Regions from separate parts of the Homo sapiens genome. Here region 1 is linked to region 2. A link is an interaction called in ENCODE POLR2A ChIA-PET data of the cell type or tissue named here. Cell type or tissue: OCI-LY7. All regions are shown on one strand. Each heading gives the region's core, and the rest is flanking DNA. Links, peaks and the distances in the headings are about the cores only.

Evidence for each region. ChIA-PET counts read pairs that join two places held together with the same protein. Peaks named below come from ENCODE experiments on the same cell type or tissue, not always from the same donor. Only the 100,000 strongest peaks of a DNase experiment are listed, where the experiment ranks them.
Region 1: POLR2A ChIA-PET joins it to region 2 with 6 read pairs; 3 of 35 experiments call an interaction of 5 or more read pairs at or near these places.

The regions. Positions count from the first base shown.
Region 1 is chr9:36,246,695-36,249,374 of GRCh38, forward strand. GNE (glucosamine (UDP-N-acetyl)-2-epimerase/N-acetylmannosamine kinase) reads right to left here. Exons shown (of 12, transcript NM_005476.7): 2 at 2,498-2,680. The coding sequence starts at 2,661. Among named protein-coding and RNA genes, the nearest start is that of GNE, 10 kb to the right of the region's middle. In OCI-LY7, for the core only: a CTCF peak has its summit at 1,537; a DNase peak (open chromatin) is centred at 1,557.
Region 2 is chr9:36,498,332-36,501,360 of GRCh38, forward strand. No RefSeq gene overlaps it. Among named protein-coding and RNA genes, the nearest start is that of MELK, 73 kb to the right of the region's middle. In OCI-LY7, for the core only: no CTCF peak of the experiment used is centred there; a DNase peak (open chromatin) is centred at 1,370.

The DNA of each region.
Region 1 (2,680 bases), core at 181-2,680, 250 kb before region 2:
GTCTTGCTCTGTTGCCCAGGCTGGAGTGCAGTAGCGCGATCTAGGCTCACTGCAACTTCTGCCTCCCGGGTTCAAGCGATTCTCCTGCCTCAGCCTCCTGCGTAGCTGGGATTACAGGCATGTACCACCACACCCAGCTAATTTTTCTATTTTTAGTACAGATGGGGTTTTGCCATGTTGGCCAGGCTGGTCTTGAACTCCTGACCTCAGGTGATCCACCCACCTTGACCTACCAAAGTGCTGGGATTACACGCGTGAGCGACTGCACCCGGCCAGAGAATTTTTTTATTAGGAAGAAAGAGACTAAACTTTTAACAGTGGTCAGCACTTTTTATATACACTTAGGGGAAAATGTTTTTTACCCTTTTTTTTATTTTTTTGAGACAGAGTCTCGCTCTGTCGCCCAGGCTGGGGTGCAGTGGTGCGATCTTGACTCACTGCAACCTCCACCTCCCAGGTTCAAGCGATTCTCCTGCCTCAGCCTCCCGAGTAGCTGGGACTACAGGCGTGTGCCATCACGCCCAGCTAATTTTTGTATTTTTAGTAGAGACAGGGTTTCACCATGTTGGCCAGGATGGTCTCAATCTCTTGACCTCGTGATCCGCCCGCCTCGTCCTCCCAAAGTGCTGGGATTACAGGTGTGAGCCACCGTGCCTGGCCAAACCTTTTTTCTTTAAGAAAACATTTCATGGTGAAAAGTCTCTCACTTTTGTCTCCCAGTCATCCAATTCTTCTCCCAAGAAGCAACCAATTTCTTGTGTTAGAATGTACCTTAAACATGCATTTTCATTAAGTACTAGTCAAATTTCCTATTTAACGGTCTCATCAGATAAACACTATTCTTCCACCCTTGGTAACTGTGGTAGGCAGATAAAAAACCTACTACCATTTCCCTGAGAGCCTCTCTTCCACTAGTCTTCCTGTCAAAGCTTTCTCAGAGCAGTAAAAGAACCCACTCAAACTTTCATCTCAGGCTCTAGCTAAAATTTCTGTTCTACTGAGAGGATGCTCCTAAATAGCCAGAATTCATTTTATATTAAAAAAAAATCTGGACGGACGCAGTGGCTCACACCTGTAATCCCAGCACTTTGGGAGGCGGAGGCAGGTGGATCACCTGAGGTTGGGAGTTTGAGACCAGCCTGACCAACATGGAGAAACCCCGTCTCTACTAAAAATACAAAATTAGCCGGGCATGGTGGCGCATGCCTGTAATCCCAGCTACTCGGAAGGCTAAGGCAGGAGAATCACTTGAACCCGGGAGGTGGAAGTTGCAGTGAGCCGAGATCACGCCACTGCACTCCAGCCTGGGCAACAAGAGCAAAACTCCGTCTCAAAAAAAAAAAAAAAAAAAAAAATCTGTGGATCCCTGAGCTATCCATTAAGTTTCTTCTCTACTCTTTAAGTATTTCCTAGTAGCGAATTCCCACCTTGTTTTTAAAGAATAGTCTGAAAAGGACAATTTTATTTTAACGCAAGGTTCTTTCAGATACAGTATTGTATTTGTGATCCTCTTTGGAGACTGCATTAATATATTCATGCCACAAGGGTGCACTAAATGACTTTTTATTACATACATCAAGATGTATGTAATACGCCTTGTTCTCTCAGATTATTCAACCTTTGCTTTTTTTTTTTTTGAGACGGAGTCTCACTCTTGTTGCCCAGGCTGGAGTGCAGTGGTGTGATCTCAGCTCATTGCAACCTCCGCCTCCCGGGTTCAAGTGATTCTCCTGCCTCAGCCTCCCGAGTAGCTAGGACTACGGGCATGCGCCACCACAACTGGCTAATTTTTTTTTTTTTTGTATTTTTCGTAGAGATAGGGTTTCACCATGTTGGCCAGGCTGGTCTCAAATTCCTGACCTCAGGTGATCCACCCACCTCAGCCCCCCAGAGTGCTGGGATTATAGGCATGTGCCACCGTGCCCGGCCCAACTTTCACTTTTTAAATGTAGCCTGTGATTAATAACAAACCTAATGTCAGCAAAATAAATGTCAATGGTGACAGTAATGTAACTCTCTACTTTACCTTGCAGATTAGATTTTTAAAATCTTGTTCCATATCTACTACTTTATATGCTGTTGGCCTATAAACCAGTTTTAAAGATTGCCATTACAGCTCACAAAACAGTTTACATGGAATCACATTATTATACTCATACAATATGTATTTATAAGTGGCATTTGTTTGAATGTAACAACTAATAACAAACAGTAATATTATTTATAGCTACCATTTATCAATCATCTACTAAGCGGCATCATTGTGATGGATGCTCTATATCATGATCTCCATTCCTCACAATAATTTACAATATAAGTTTTCACTACATTATATAATGAGGAAACTGAGGCTCAGAGATGCTAAGTGACTACTCTAAGGCCACATAAAAACTAAGCAGCAGAACAGGAATTTGAAGCTGGGCCCATATGGCTACAAAACCCAAGCTCCTTCTAGCACACTGTTGCAATGAAGAATAAGAAAATGCTTTCATCTTACCCATAGTCATCTATCAGGTGAGAGCCAAGTACCACAACATCAAGTTCAAAGAACTCAGGTTCGGTTTTAATGCCAAACATGATCGGGGCAAGTTTAGAATAATCTGCACGGTTACAAGTAGCAACACAAACCCGCAGCTTTCGGTTATTTCCATTCTTCTCCATGATTTGCTTGTTTCGTTTT
Region 2 (3,029 bases), core at 285-2,784:
GGGAGATGTGATGACCTGAGTGACTTAGGATTGAGTCCCATGCCTCTCTGAAGCCCTTTCTAACCCCTGGACTGAGAAGAATTGCCTTGGAGCATTCCAGCTTGCTATTATATAAGTTGATTTTTTTTTTTTTTTGAGACGGAGTCTTGCTCTGTCACCCAGGCTAGAGTGCAGTGGTGCGATCTCGGCTCACTGCAACCTCTGCCTCCCAGGTTCAAGCGATTCTCCTGCCTTAGCTCCCGAGTAGCTGGGATTACAGGCACCCACCACCTTGCCTGGCTCTTTTTTTTTTGTATTTTTAGCAGGGACGGGGTTTCACCATCTTGGCCAGGCTGGTCTCGAACTCCTGACCTCAAGCAATCCACCCGCCTCGGCCTCCAAAGTGCTGGGATTACAGGCGTGAGCCACTGTGCCCAGCCTTAGAAATTCTTTTTTTGTTTGTTTGAGACAGAGTCTTGCTCTGTTGCCCAGGCTGGAGTGTAGTGGCTTGATCTCAGCTCAATGCACCTCCACCTCCCGGGTTCAAGCGATTCTCCTGCCCCAGCCTCCCGAGTAGCTGAGACTATAGGCATGCATCACCACTCCTGGCTAATTTTTTTGTATTTTCAGTAGAGATGGGGTTTCACCATGTTGGCCAGGCCGGTCTTGAACTCCTGACCTCAGGTGATCTGCCCACCTCAGCCTCCCAAAGTGCTGGGATTACAGGCGTGAGCCACTGCGCCCAGCAGAAGTCCATTCTTGAAGTAATGATTGGGTTAAGGAAGGACTATGGGCTTCTTGAGGGCAAGAATGGCATTGTGTTTCTGTCTGTATCCTCACTCTTCATACATAGCACCCAGCATGTTTCCCTACACACAGCAGACATCACTTAATTGTGAACCAAAAAACTGCAAGCATCTTTCTTCATTCACTGTGTATCTTACTGCTGTTTATAGAAGACTTGCCCTTGCTGTGCAAAATGCCAGTCCCTATTTGCCTGGGTTTTGTCATCTTTTGATCTCTTGTGCTGCCAGAAGGCCTCAAAGCATAAGTTTGAATGGGGCTTGGACTCCGAGACCCATAGAGCTAAGCTCCGTATAGAATTCCCTGAGGGAAGCCTTTTCCTTTCCATCTCAAGTCCGGCATATTGCTCTATAACACTGGTTATGGTGATGCTGCAGTTTTAATTTTACCTTTTGTGTTTGTTCTAGAGCCACTTTAAAGGACTCTCTTTGGGTCTTTCCCCTAATCCTCCTTTCTGACCCCCAGCTTCCCTTGGTCCCTCGCTTCCCTGCAGCCACAGCTGCCTGGCTCCAGGGCACTCAGACGGCACTGTCGCCTAGGCAACCCAGAAAGGGGCTTCAATCTACTGTCTCCCCAGAGGGGTTGGGCTGGCCCTGAGCCAGGAAGAGGCAGGGGGCAGGGGACCTGTACCAGCCCTGCACAGGGCATGTCGGGAAATAAACAGACTACTGGTGTGCTGTCTGCATTAAGAGATAGGGGGAATGTCATGGGTGTGTTGTCTGTGTGTTATGTAAGCAAACAGCCAAGGATGCCACTGCCCGCTGAGAGCAAAGAAATGGAACAAGAGAAAGAAGGCCCTCCCATACATCTTGGACTCAAATCTGCAGTGATGGAGTTAACTGGCCAAGGCTCTGTTTTAGTTTCCTAGGGCTGCTGTAACAAAGTACTACAAACTGGATGGCTCAAAACAACAGAAATGTATCTTCTCACAATTCTGGAGGCTAGAGGTCCAAAATCAAGGTGTCAGCAGGGCCATGCTCCCTCTGCAACCTGCCAGAGAACTTCCTTGCCTCTTCCTGCTCCTAGTGGTTTGCTGGCAATCTTTGACAATCCTTGACTTACAGCCACACATAACTCCAATCTCTGCTTCCATAGTCACATAGCGTTCTCCCTGTTTGCCTCTGTTTTCATGTGGCCTTCTTCATATAAGGACACTAGTCATATTAGATTTAGAGCCCACCCTTGCTCCAGTATGACTTCATCTTAACTAATTACTTCTGCACTGACCCTATTTCCTAACAAGCTCACGCTCTGGCATGGGGATTTGGACTTCAACATATCTTTTTTAGGGGACACAATTCATCCCATAACAGCCTCCCAGATGGGTATGAAATGATGGGAGAGATGGTTTTAGAAGTTCCCATAGTATAAGAGAAAGCCCTTTCTAGGGCTAATTGACAAGACTAAGGAAGCTCTGGAACACCAGGCTGAGGATCTTGGCTTTGTTTAGTAGAGGGGAGCCATGAAGGGTCTCAGAGAAGACAGCAGTGTGGCAATCTATAAGACTCAGGGTTTTTGTCATTGGTTGCTTTTTATGTTTTAGTGCCAGTGAAATGAACCACTCTTTTCTCCAACGCATACTCCCAGCTGCCTCTTTAAGTAACAGCCCTACACAGCCAGTTGTAGCATGACAAAAACCTTCGAAATGAATAGCACAGAGTTTGGTGTGGTTCCGAAGTAAGACTGCCACTTGCCAGCTGTGTCAGCCTTAGTTGCCTCCTCAGTCAAACGAGGATTATAAAAGTACCAATCTCAAAGAGTTGTTACAGGGATTAAATGAGTATGTATGAACTTATATAATATATATATAACATATTACATATATGATATACATACATATATATGTCTAGCTACCTGTCTCAGAAGAAAGCCTGACAAAGTAAGAACTCAGCAAATGTTCACAATTATTATGCAAAGATGAGTAGTTAATTTGGCTAAGGAGTAAAGTAGAAGTCATTATTATTAGTGCTGGTTATTAAGACTTTAGACCCTGGCTGAGCACAGTGGCACATGCCTGTAATCCCAGCACTTTGTGAGGCCAAGGGGGGTGGATCACTTGAGGTCAGGAGTCCAAGACCAGCCTGGCCAACATGGTGAAACCCTGTCTCCACTAAAAATACAAAAATTAGCTGGGTGTGGTGGTACGCACCTGTAGTCCCAGCTACCCAGGAGGCTGAGGCAGGAGACATGCTTGAACCCGGGTGGCAGAGGTTGCAGTAAGCCGAGATCACACCACTGCACTCCAG